2 separate regions of the Homo sapiens genome follow, and region 1 is linked to region 2. Evidence: chromatin contacts called from ENCODE Hi-C or POLR2A ChIA-PET data. All regions are on one chromosome and are shown on one strand. The core of a region is the stretch at or near the end of the contact, and the rest is flanking DNA. Distances in the headings are between cores, read along the strand shown. Region 1 holds the start of CBFA2T2 (CBFA2/RUNX1 partner transcriptional co-repressor 2). Region 2 holds the start of C20orf203 (chromosome 20 open reading frame 203).

What was found. A loop is a pair of places that touch in the nucleus more often than their neighbours do. ChIA-PET counts read pairs that join two places held with the same protein, here RNA polymerase II (POLR2A). Pooled maps may share reads with other maps.
Region 1: a pooled map shows a loop between it and region 2 (3-fold over the local background). The contact joins the promoter of CBFA2T2 here to the promoter of C20orf203 in region 2. A Hi-C loop is called at or near these places in 1 of 50 pooled maps. POLR2A ChIA-PET finds 5 or more read pairs at or near these places in 2 of 52 experiments (GM12878 and activated B cell).

The regions. Positions count from the first base shown.
Region 1 is chr20:33,486,310-33,492,985 of GRCh38, forward strand. CBFA2T2 (CBFA2/RUNX1 partner transcriptional co-repressor 2) reads left to right here and starts at 3,787. Exons shown (of 11, transcript NM_001032999.3): 1 at 3,787-3,992. The coding sequence starts at 3,959. RefSeq lists an enhancer at 2,954-3,502 and silencers at 3,597-3,816, 3,827-4,106.
Region 2 is chr20:32,670,736-32,677,358 of GRCh38, forward strand. C20orf203 (chromosome 20 open reading frame 203) reads right to left here and starts at 3,206. Exons shown (of 6, transcript NM_182584.4): 1 at 2,897-3,206. RefSeq lists enhancers at 1,454-1,953, 3,904-3,973, 4,825-5,527.

The sequences.
Region 1 (6,676 bases), core at 2,537-5,036, 820 kb after region 2:
GGCAACACAAAGAGACACCACCTCTACTACTACTACTACTACTAATAATAATAATTAGCTGGTCGGGGTGGGTGCCATGGTTCACGACTGTAATCCCAGCACTTTGTTTTTTTTTTGTTGTTGTTGTTGTTGTTTTTTCTGAGATGGAGTCTCGCTCTGTCGCCCAGGATGGAGTGCGGTGGCGCGATCTCAGCTCACTGCAAGCTCCACCTCCCAGGTTCACGCCATTCTCCTGCCTCAGCCTTCCAAGTAGCTGGGACTACAGGCGCCCGCCACCACACCCAGCTAATTTTTTTTTTTTGTATTTTTAGTAGGGATGGGGTTTCACTGTGTTAGCCAGGATGGTCTCGATCTCCTGACCTCGTGATCCGCCAGCCTTGGCTTCCCAAAGTGCTGGGATTACAGGCGTGAGCCACCGCACCCGGTCAATAGTAATTATTTTTGAGACAGAGTCTCACTCTATCGCTAGACTGGAGTGCAGTGGCATGATCTCGACTTACCATAACCTCAGTCTCCTGGTTCAAGCGATTCTCCTGCCTCAGCCTCCCAAGTAGCTGGGATTACAGGTGCCCGCCACAATGCGAGCTAATTTTTGTATTTTTAGTAGAGATGGGGTTTCACCATGTTGGCCAGGCTGGTCTCAAACTCCTGACCTCAGGTGATCCACCTGCCTCAGCCTTCCAAAGTGCTGAGATTGCAGGCATGAGCCACCGCATCCGGCCAAATTATTATCACTCTTTTTTTGAGGCACGGTCTTGCTCTGTCACCCATGCTGGAGTGCAGTGGTCGGATCACAGCTCACTGCAGCCTTGACCTCCTGGGCTCAAGCCAATCCTCCTGCCTCAGCCTCCTGAGTAGCTGGGACTACAGGCGTGCACCACCATGCCTTGCTAATTTTTTTATTTTTTGTAGAAAGGAGGTCTCACTTTATTGCCCAGTCTTGAAAATTATTTTTTGATAGGAGCATTGGAGAGATTTTCACAAAGGAAGTGAAATTTCAGCTGGGCTGTTAACCCCATCTGAATTCCTCATAGCCTTTTAGTTGTGGTTTAGAGACCCTTCCTGGGACTCTCTGAGTACATTGGTACCTTTTATTGTGTTTTCCAAAAACGTTCTAGGGAGGGCTTTCTTCATCAGTGCTCATGGCACTTTAAAGAGTATATATATACATGCATGTTCTTTTCTTTTTTTTGAGATGAAGTTTCGCTCTTGTTGCCCAGGCTGAAGTGCAATGGCGCAATCTCGGCTCACTGCAACCTCTGCCTCCCGGGTTTAAGTGATTCTCCTGCCTCAGCCTCCTGAGTAGCTGGTGTTACAGGCATGTGCCCAGCAAATTGTGTATTTTTACTAGAGACAGGGTTCCTCCATGTTGGTCAGGCTGGTCTCGAACTCCCAACCTCAGGTGATCTGTCTGCCTCAGTCTCCCAAAGTGCTGGGATTACAGGCATGAGCCACCATGCCTGGCCACATATGTTCTTTTCTTCTCTCTCTTTTTTTTTTTTTTGTTTTGTTTTGAGACAGAGTCTTGCTTTGTGGCCCAGGCTGGAGTGCAGTGGCATGATCTTGGCTCACTGCAACTGCCACCTCCCAAGTTCAAGCCATCCTCCTGCCTCAGCCTCCTGAGTAGCTGAGACTACAGGCACACGCCACCACTCCTGGCTAACTTTTGTATTTTTAGTAGAGACAGGTTTTCACCATGTTGGCCAGGCTGGTCTCGAACTCCTGACCTTTTGTGATCTGCCCACTTCAGCCTCCCAAAGTGCTAGGATTACAGGTGTGAACCACTATACCCAGCTGGTATATGCACATATGTTCTTATTTCTACATTTTTTTTTCTTTTTTTGAGACAGGGTCTCACTCTGTTACTCACGCCTGATCTGTTAGATCAGGCCAGAGTACATTGGTCTGATCTGGGGTAACTGAAACCTCTGACTCCCTGGCTCATATGATCCTCCCACCGCAGCCTTCTGTGTAGCTGAGACTACAAGCGTGTGTGCAACACCATGTCTGGCTAATTTTTGTATTTTTTGTACAGGCGCGGTTTCCCCGTGTTACCCAGGCTAGTCTTGAACTCCTGGACTCAAGCGATCCACCTGCCTTGGCCTCCCAAAGTGCCGGGATTAGAGGCATAAACCACTGTACCCGGCCGGCCTACATTCTGTCTTTTAAAATTTGTTTTCAATACACAAGTAAAATACAAATGCATTCTATATTCTTGGTGTGAGATATCTGAAATAATACTGAGAAACAAGAGTCTTTATTCTTTTCTTTTCTTTTCAGACGGAGCTTCCCTCTGTTGCCCAGGCTAGAGTGTAGTGGCGCGATTTCGGTTCACTGCAACCTCTGCCTCCCAGGTTCAAGCGACTCTCCTGCCTCAGCCTCCCGAGTAGCTGGGATTATGGACACCCGCCACCGCGCCCAGCTAATTTTTTTGTTTTGTTTTGTTTTGTTTTTTGAGAGGGAGTCTCGCTCTGTCACCCAGGTGGGAGTGCAGTGTCGTGATCTTGGCTCGGTGCAACCTCCGCCTCCGGGGTTCAAGCAATTCTCCTGTCTCAGCCTCCTGATTAGCTGGGATTACAGGCTTGTGAAACCAAGTCCAGCTAATTTTTGTATTTTTAGTACAGACGGGGTTTCACCACGTTGGTCAGGCTGGTCTCCAAATCCTGAGCTGTGATCTGCCAGCTTCGGCGTCCCAAAGTGCTGGGATTACAGGGGTGAGCCACAGCTCCTGGCCTTGTTTTGTTTTTTTGATACGGAGTTTTGCTCTTTTTGCTCAGGCTGGAGTGCAATGGCTCCGATCTCGGCTCACTGCAACCTCCCCCTCCCGGATTCAAGTGATTCTCCTGCCCCAGCCTCCCGAGTAGCTGGGACTAAAGGCACGCGCCACCGCACCAGGCTAATTTTTGTATTTTTATTTATTTATTTTTTTAGTAGAGATAGGGTTTCACCTTATAGGCCAGACTGGTCTTCAAACTCCTGACCTCGTGATCCTCCCGCCTCGGCCTCCCAAAGTGCTAGGATTACAGGCTTGAGCCACTGCGCCCGGCTCTAAGTTTTGTATTTTTAGTAGAGACAGCGTTTCGCCACATTGGCCAGACTAGCCTCGAAGTTCTGACCTCAGGTAATCCACCCTCCTCGGCCTCCCAAAGTGTTAGGATTATAGGCCTGAGCCACCGTGCCTGGTCTATTTTTTATTTTTATTTATTTATTTTTTTAATAGAGACGCTAGTCTCAAACTCCTGAGCTCAAGTGACTCTCCTTTGGCCTCCCAAAGTACTAGGATTACAGGCGTGGGCCACCACGCCCGGCCAACAGTTATTAAAATTACGATGATGAAATTTTAGGCATTTAGAATACTTCAGGCCAAAAACACTTTGAGCCAGGGGGCTCGCTCAAAGGCATGCGCAAAAGCCATCAGGCCTGTACCTGGAGAACTCAGGTGAGACGTTGCCACTCGTTGTAATCCCTCCCCCTAGCACTCGGCCCCCGAGCCTGGGCCACTGCCCTGGCTACACCGGGAAGTCTGGAGCTAGAAAGTGGGCCGTGCGCGTGACGGGCGCGCGTGACGCCGAGGGGGCAGGTCTGAGAAGCAGGCTGCGCCGGGATTCGGCGGTCGGTTCCCGCGGAAGGGGCGGGTCAGGTTAGGGGGCGGTGCTTAATGGGAGCTGGTCTTGGGGCCGGGCTTCCGCGTGCGTTGGCCTGGCGGCGAGAGCGCGCGGCGGGGGCGTGCCCGGCGGGCGGGGCGGGGCCAGCCGGGGGCGGGGCGGGGCGCGGCCTAACGGCGGCGGCGGCGGCGGCGACGGCGACAGCAGCGGTGGTGGTGTCTGGTTAGCTCGGCGGCTGCAGATCTCGCGGCGACGCCTGCGAGGGACCCGGGCCGCGGGTCGAGGCGGGCGGCGCCTGCGAGGGACCCGTGTCGCGGGTAGAGGCGGGCGGCGCGCGGCGGCGGCGCTCGGCGATGGTAGGCGTCCCTGGAGCGGCCGCCTTCCAGCGTAAGTGGGGCGTGAATGCGGGCGGCCGAGGGGGGCGTGTGAGGGCCTGCGGCTCCGCAGGCGCGGTGATTCCGAGTGCCCCGGGCGCGAGGCCGGGAGTGGAAACTGAGGCCCGAAGCGGGGCGGCGGATCCAAGGTCACGCAGCGGGGCGGGCCTTCCCGGGCTCCTGAGGCCACCCCGTCGCTTCCTGCGCCGCCCGAAGAGCTCGGGGCTCACGGTGTGAGGGAAATTGTGGGGCCCGCGGCCTCGGAACTTAGGCCGGGCCGGCGTCCATGGGACTTGCCGGCGGGCAAGAATCATTTTGTTGTCCCAGCGCTGGGGCCACGAAGTCCGGCTCCTGGGGAAATACTACACCCGCCCGATGTTGAGGGTTGGAGGAGATGAGAATGGCCCCTCGGAGGGCCTGTTTGAGCGCAGGCTCAGTAGTTGGCTACCTGGGTTCACATCCAGGCTTCCCCATTTAGGTAGTGACCTTGGCTCTCCCGGTGCCTCAGTTCCCCCATCTGCAAAATGGGGATGTGGAGCGGGTTCCCTCCCTCCCCCAGGGTTCTTGGGTTTTGTGAGGCCAGTAAAACGCTTGACACCGACCGTGGCACACACACAATTGTGAAAACTGTCATTATTGTAATCGTCCTTTATTAATCTGATCCAGTGTGCACCGCACTCGGAAAAGTCCGAAATTAGGCTCTAGCCGTGTTAAGATTTTGTTTTGTTGTCTGTTAGTCCTGCTCCATGATCTAATTGTTATTCTTACTTCCATTTAGCCATTCCAGTATTTATCTAGTGTTCCTCCTTGATGTGTGAGATCCTTGGGGGAGGGGTGGCTTCTCTGAATAAGAACAATAAAATTTTAATTGTTTTTCATTATTGTAATTATAATAGCCAACATTTTTTTGAGCACCAGACATTTTGCATTCTATTCACTTAATATTTATTAAATCATATAGTAAGTTTAAAAATACCATTCCAGGCCCTGGGAATACAATAAACAAGATAGACCGAACTGGGGTTTTGAGTTTAGTTAGGAGAGGGAGAGACATAGTAAATGAGGAAACAGATAAACATGTTTTGCATGTTTTTTTAATTGTTTAATCTTGATGACATCCTAAGTAAGACATTATTTGAGGATGCCCATTTTGCAGAGGATGAAACTGAGTAACAGAAGGTACTCTGAGTACTAGTCTCAGAGCTGATGTCCTTAAACACGTGAAAGGGAGGCTTTACGCTTCTTTTTTTTTGCACCCATTAAATGTTGGATTGAAGATAGAAAAAGTAGATACACCCAGCTTGCAGTTACTGCTTTTGATGGTTTGATCCATTCCTCATGAAATTTCCAACTAAAGAGGCGGATAGTGATTACTCTTTTAGGCTTGCAAAGGTACAGCATCTCTGTAAAATGAAAGGCTTTTTTTTTTTTGAGACGGAATCTTGCTCTGTCGCCCAGACTGGAGTGCAGGGGTGTGATCTTGGCTCACTGCAACCTCCGTCTCCTGGGTTCAAGCTATTCTCCTGTCTCAGCCTCCGGAGTAGCTGGGACTACAGGCATATGCCACCACGCTCGGCCAATTATTTTATTTTATTTTATTATTTTTTTTGAGACGGAGTTTTGTTCTTGTTGCCCAGGCTGGAGTGCAGTAGTACAATATCGGCTCACTGCAACCTCCCCCCGCCCCAGGTTCAAGCGATTCTCCTGCATCAGCCTCCAGAGTAGCTGCGATTACAGGCGCCTGCCACCACACCTGACTAATTTTTTGCATTTTTAGTAGAGACGGTTTTACCATGTTGGCCAGGCTGGTCGTGAACTCCTGAACTCAGGGGATCCATCTGCCTCAGCCTCTCAAAGTGCTGGGATTAGAGGCATGAGCCACTGCGCCCGGCCTTAATTTTTATATTTTTAGTAGAGACAGGGTTTCACCATATTGGTCAGGCTGGTCTCGAACCCCTGACCTCAGGTAATTCACCCACCTCAGCCTCCCAAAGTGCTGGGATTACGAGCGTGAGTCACCAAGCCTGACCAGAAAGGACTTTTTATTTGAAAAAATTGGGGGGCTCTTCTGCCTATGAAGTAGTCTTCCTTTGTTTCTTTACTTCCATAATAAACTTGCTTTCACTTAAAAAAAAAAGATTGTGTCCAAATTTCTTTTGTGTAGTATTTAGTTTAAAATATGCCCAAAAGCACAACTTTTGCTTCTGTTACGTAACTACATTTTTGTTTTCTTTTTTCCTTTTTTTGAGACAGTCTCTCTCTGTCACCCAGACTGGAGTGCAGTGGCGTCATCATGGCCCACAGCAGCCTCAACCTCCTGGGTTCAAGTGATTCTCCTGCCTCAGCCACTTGAGTAGCTGGGACTCCAGGCGCCACCACACCCAGCTAATTTTTTTATTTTTTGTAGAGATGGGGTCTTGCTTTGTTGCCCATGCTAGTCCGGAAGTCCTGGGCTTGAGTAATCCTCCTTCCTCAGCCATCCAAATTGCTGGGATTAAAGTCATGAGCCACTTTGCCTGGCCTTTTTTAGTGTTTCTAAGAGAATTCTGTATTACATTCCTAGACAGTACACTTGGTGTAGTACTCAGCCTCCTGAGGAGCTGGGATTACAGGTGCTCACCACCATGCCTGGCTAATTTTTTTTTGTATTTTTTGTAGAGACGGGGTTTAACCATGTTTTGGCTGGGCTCCTGACCT
Region 2 (6,623 bases), core at 1,956-4,455:
GCAGGAGAATCATTTGAACCCAGGAGGCAGAGGTTGCAGTGAGCCAAGATCTCACCATTGCATTCCAGCCTGGGCGAGACTCCGTCTCAAAAAATAAAAATAAAATAAAAATAAAAATAAAAAATAGGCAAAGGACTTGAATAGGCATCCCTCCAAAGATGACATGCAAGTGGTCAACAAGAACATGAAAAAGTGCTCAACCTCACTGATCACCAGAGAAATGCAAATCAAAACCACAATGAGCCATCAACTTACACCTGTTAGAACTGCCATTATTTAAAAAAAAAAAAAAAACAACAGTGTTGGCAAGGATGTGGAGAAGTTGAACCCTTGTGCATGGTTAGTGGGAATGTTAAATGGTGCAGCTGCTACAGAAAACAGTATGGAGGTTTCTCAAAAAATTAAAAATAGAACTACCATATGATCCAGGAATCCCACTTGCAGGTATTTTTCCAAAAGAATTGAAATCAGGATCTCCAAGAGATATGTGAACTCCCATATTGATTGCATCATTATTCACAATAGCCAAGAGGTAGAAACAACCTAAATGTCCATCCACAGATGAATGGATAAACAACATATGGTGTGTACACACATTGGAATATTATTTAGCCATCAAAATAAAGAAAGCCTGTCATGTGCTGCCATATGGATGAACTTTGATGACTTTATGCTAAATGAAACAAACCAGTCACAGAAGGACAAATAATGCATGATTCCATTTATATGAGGAATCCAAAGAAGAAACAGAAAGTAGAAGAAAGAAAAAAAATAAAGACAAAAAAATTTTAAGTAGAAAAAAGAAAGGGAAAAAATAGTAGAATGGGCCAGGCACAGTGGCTCACGCCTATAATCCCAGCACTTTGGGAGGCCGAGGTGGGCAAATCACCTCAGGTCAGTTTGAGACCAGCCCGACCAACATGGAGAAACCCTGTCTCTACTAAAAATACAAAATTAGCCGGGCGTGGTGGCGCACACCTATAATCCCAGCTACTCGGGAGGCTGAGGCAGGAGAATTGCTTGAACCCAGGAGTTGGAGGTTAAGGTGAGCCGAGATCGTGCCATTGCACTCCAGCCTGGGCAACAAGAGTGAAACTCTGTCTCCAAAAAAAAAAAAAAAAAAAAAAAATAGTAGAATGGGGGTTGGGTTGCCAGGGGCTGAGGGGGAGTGGGGAACAGAGAGTTGCTGTTCAATGGGTATAGAGTTTCAGTCACACAGATAAAAATGTCCGGAGGTCTTCTGCACAACATTGTGGTTATAGTTAACAATACTGTAGCGTGCACTTAAAAATTTAAGAGGAGCCGGGGCAGTGGCTCACGCCTGTAATCCCAGCACTCCGGGAGGCCAAGGCAGGCGGATCACAAGGTCAGGAGTTCGAGACCAGCCTGACCAACACAGTGAAACCCCATCTCTACTAATAATACAAAAAATTAGCTGGGCATGGTGGTGGGCGCCCAGTAGCTATTACAGTAGCTAGCTGTAATCCTAGCTACTTGGGAGGCTGAGGCAGGAGAATCGCTTGAACCCAGGAGATGGAGGTTGCAGTGAGCCGAGATCCCACCACTGCACACCAGCCCAGGTGACAATGCAAGACTCTGTCTCAAAAAAATAAAATAAAATAAAATAAATACACACACATAAAATATATTACATATATATTATACATACATACATACATACATATGTATTAGCTGGGTGTGGTGGCGCATGCCTGTAGTCCTAGCTACTCAAGAGGCTGAGGCAGGAGGACTGCTTGAGCCTAGAAGGTCAAGGTTACAATGAGCTATGATTGCATCATTACACTTCAGTCTGGGTGACAGAGCAAGACAATATCTCCAAAAAAAAAAAAATACTTCTTCAATTTAAATAGCTTTAGTTTTGTGGGAAAAACCAAGAACCACAGTGTGCCTGTCTCTATTTCTTGCTCTTGTTCCCTTTTATTCCCTCCTGAATTTCTCACCACACCAGGCCTTTTTGTTCTGGGACTCTTCCTCCTCTACCCTCCCCACTCCCTCCCCTGCCTCCCCCAAGCTCACAGCATTTCACACAGTTCCAGAAAAGTGCTTCTCTCCCTGACTGCCACCTGGCCCTGCTGTCTTCCCACAGGGCTGTGGGCTCCGGCAGCAGAGACCTTTTCCTACTCCCTGTGCCCCTGCATCTAAACAGACCCAGCATAGGAGAGGGGCCTGGTGAAGATGGCTGGTAGGAAGGCACTAGACTCGGGCTTTGAGAGCCAGAAGGCCTCAGGGAGTGAAGAATATGGGACTGGCAGGATCTAGGGGCTGAAATGAGTGGCCATAAAAGAAGCCCCCTCAAGACCCAAGACTCCTTGGTAGTAAGGGCTGGGCATCTCTCTGTGTCCCACCTCACACCCTGGGGCGGGTGAGGAGAGGAAGTGGAGGGGTTGCAGGGTTGGGGGAACAAGCGACAAGCCCGCCCTCCTGAGGAGCCCCAGGGCTGGTACAAACGGCAGGAAGAGGCTGAGCTGGGCCCCTGGAGCCACAGAGGCAGGAGGGAGTGAAGAGGCCCTGTGGCTGCCATGGGGGACAGTCCAGCAGCCTCCTCCTGCTCCCCTCAAGACTGGCCGGAGGTGTCTCAGCCCCCGTAGCCAACCACAGAGAGAGCACAGGGCGGAAGTGGCTGGCGCCTCAGCCATAGCTGCCGGAGATGGGCTCAACGGCCACACGGTCCCCACATTCGGGGAGCCTCACCGCAGCCCCGTGGGCACAGAGACCCAGGTGGAGCTCCAAGGGACACATGAGGCACAGGGAGTCTAGGGCAGCAGCTTCAAAACCACACACTGGTCTTTCTGCTGGCTTTTTTGGTCACCATCCCCTGCTTAAAACCCCAGGGTCACCCCACACTTTCAGCACAGACAGGCTGCATTCCACCCACCTGCAGGCTCCTCTGCCCGGCATTCATCTGTGCCACCTGCCCCGGCCATTTGGCTCCGACTGCAATGACACGTTTGTCTGGGAGATTCTTCAAGGGCACATAAAACATATCTGCCTTTGCTCACTGTGATGTCTCCGACGCAAAGCAGAGAGCCCGCCAGCGTAGCCACTCAGAGCTGAGTGGTGGTGGAATGAGTGAAAAGGCTGCAGCTGGAAGGGCTGGGAGGCGGGGGGCAGAGTGGGGGCAGCCAAGGGTTTTGGGGATCACACAGGCTTGGGAAGAAAAGTCAGCTCAGACCCACTGGCTATGTGACCTGGCCCTGCAGGTCCAACTGTCAATGGGTCTAACCCCGCCCACCTCAATGATCTGTGAGAGCTGAGCGGGGGAGACACTGTTCAGAAAAGACTGGGTCCCTGAAACTGTTGTTGTCGTTTAATCCAGCCATTTTTTTTAAGTTTGTTTAAGAGACAGGGGTCTCCCTATATTTCCCAGGCTAGTCTTGAACTCCTGAGCTCAAGCAATCCTCCCACCCTGGCCTCCCAAAGTGCTGGGATTACAGGCGTGAGCCACCGTGAGCTTGGCCCCAGCTCTTTCATTTATGGACAGGACATTTCAGGAGAGGGATCCATCCAGTCTCATCTTGGTGTTTAATATTTAAATGCACCAAAAATGGGGTGCCAATTGGTGCCAACTTTTTGGAAAGAGACTTTGATGTAATCTGCCTAAAAGTAAAATGCTCATGTTCAGCAACTCAGCCCTTCAGCTTCTAGGAATTTTGTTCTGCAGGGAAAAAAAAATGCTGTATTTGTATTATTAATATTGTTACTGGGTGGCAGGGGGAGGAAAGTATTCAGTGTTTTCAGAACCACCCACCAGGAGGCGCTTTTGCATCAGGGGCCCAATCAGGTTAGCCCAGAGCACCTGGATTTAAGTAGCAAAAACAAATGACAATCTCTAGCCCAATGTCTCAAGAACATTCCAGTCTTTTACTTCATCTCACCCTCGAAACTTCCTTTTTTTTTTTTTAGACAGAGTCTCACTCTGTCACCACGGCTGGAGTGCAGTGGTGCAATCACAGCTCACTGCAGCGTCGACCTCCCAGACTCAAGCAATCCTCCCACCTCAGCTTCCTAGGTAGCTGGGACTAGGTGCACATCACCATGCCTAGCTAATTTTTGTATTATTATTTTTTTTTTTGTAGAGATAGGGATCTTGCCATTTTGCCTAGGCTGGTCTTGAACTCCTGGGCTCAAGCAATCCTCCTGCCTCGGGCCTCCCAGTTCTGGGATTACAGGAGTGAGCCACTGCGCCTGGCCATGACCAAAACTTTTATTAGAGACAGTATCTACTTGCTTGGTGCCCTCTCTGCCCTTCCTCCTAAAGAATCCCCCTTCAAAAGGAAAAAAAGGCCATTCAAATTTGAGAGAGACTCAGGGGTCCAGAGTAAACTAAGTTAAATGAAATCAAACCTGGACCGTGGGCTTCAAGTGTGTTATTAACCCCCTCCCTCCTGTCCTGCTGCATCCTTGGCTCTGCCCTTTCACTTACGTCCACGTCTCTAAACCCAGCCGTTCTTCCTTCTCCCTTGGGTCTCTGTGTCTTCTGTCTGCCTCAGGTGTCCTTCCACACGCTACCCACCCGCCTAGGGAATACTCCTTCTGAGTTCCTGGGCAAACCACCCAGTTCTCCTCCTGAACCCTCCCCCAAAAGGCTCCCTGCACGTTCCATCTCATGAGGGCCAGGCTGTGCCCAGGTGAGGACACTCATCACCTCCACTTTTCCCATCACACTGGTGTGTGGAGCGCCCACCCCACCTGGGATGTAGAGGGATGCTCCTTGCCCAGCAGTGCTTCTCCCTGGGCCTCAGTTTCCCAGTCTAGGGTACCCCCACACCTCTCTCAGCTTGGGCGTGCTGTACTTTACCCCATGTCAGCAGTTCTCATTAAGCTAGTCTTTAAAGGAGGAAAAAATAATTTTAAAAAATCTTCCTTTGTTCTGGCCTCCGGTCTATTTACAATGACAGTTCATGAGGAACTGGGTTCTGAGCGAAAACAAACAAAATGCCTCCATTTTAGAAGGGGTAAGGTCTGGAGGGGAAAGAGGGAGATAGGAAAGAACCTGTGGTGGCCTATCCTCTCCCCGTGACAGGAAGGCCTTTGAACAACACAATTCTGATTGTGCTGTTGCTACCTCATTTCAAATCCTTCCCCCTGCCCCACCCTCCAGAAGCAGCACCTGGCATGGTAGGCAAAGCCCCATCAGCTCTGGCCTGCACGACTGGCGCTCCAGCTTTGGCTGTCCTCCCGCAGCCCTGGGATCCCTAAGCCTAGAATACGCCACGCCCATTCCCCCACCTTCCCCACCAGCCGAATTCCCCTTCCGCTGGGGAGACTCAGGTTGGGGGTCAATCTTCAAGAAGCCTCCCTGTCCAACCCACTGAGGCAGGTGGCCTCAGGGTCAGGGCTCCAGGTTTCCCCCACGCCCACCCCACTAACACACACACACACACACACACACACACACACACACAGCCACCTGGGAATTCCAGGGAGCACAGCTGCGAGGGCAGCAAGGACCACAACAATGCTGACCACAATAGTGGCTCCAGGAAGGCCTGTTCTTGTTCCGGGCGGGAGGCCTAAGGCAGTGATGCTCCCTGGCAGCCTCTGGAAGCCCAGGGGAAGCCAGTTTCTATGTGGGATTCCCTGACTCTGGCCCATGGGCTTAGGAACACATTGTGTCCCTCCACTCCCAGGGCACTGAGTCCCAGCTGTGGGGTCATCTGAGTCCCACAGCACACCTGCTCATTTGTTCATTCATTAGTTTATTCATTCATTCAACAAATATTTATTCAGTGCCAGGCTTTGGGCCAAGAAGAGAAAGCCACTAAAAAGAGCAACAGATAAATACACGGTTGCACGTGATGTCAAGTGTCATAAGGCATGATGGGGTGTGAGAGGATGCAGAGCCAGGTGGCCAGGGAAGGCCTCCTAGAGATGATGCTTGAGCTGAGATGTGACAAATGAGGAGGTGTTAGCCTGGGAGGCCACTGGAGGCCGGAGCAGCAGAGGGAGTGCAGGCATGGAGCGGCTGGCCAGACACGAGGCAAGAGGAGAAACAGAGGCTGGATCATGCAGGACTGTATGATAGGTGGGGAAACCGAGGCATGGAAACTGGTGACTTGCACATGGCCCTGCAACTAGTTAGATGCTCGCTTCCTAAGTGCCACCCACCCCAGGAACCAGGCCTTCCCATCTGAGCATGGGATGCCTGCACTGCTCTTCTTCGCAGTGGAACAAAGGAACCCGTTTTTTTTGTTGGTTTTGAGACGAAGTTTCGCTCTTGTCGCCCAGACTGGAGTGCAATGGCATAATCTTGGCTGACTGCAACTTCCGCCTCCTGGGTTCAAGCGATTTTCCTACCTCAGCCTCCTGAGTAGCTGGGATTTACAGGTGCCCACCACCATGCCCAGCTAATTTTTTGTATTTTTAGTAGAGACGGGGTTTCACCATGTTGGCCAGGCTGGTCTCGAACTCCTGACCTCAAGTGATCCACCTGCCTCGGCCTCCCAAAGTGCTTGGATTAGAGGCATAAGCCACCGCGCCCGGCCTCAAATGGTTCTTAATCACCTAGTGTCTGTCATGTGTCCACCCGGGGTTACCCAGGGCAGAGACGGCATCATCTCCATCTCAGAGGCCCAGGGCCGGGTGTATTGTAGGTGTTTAAT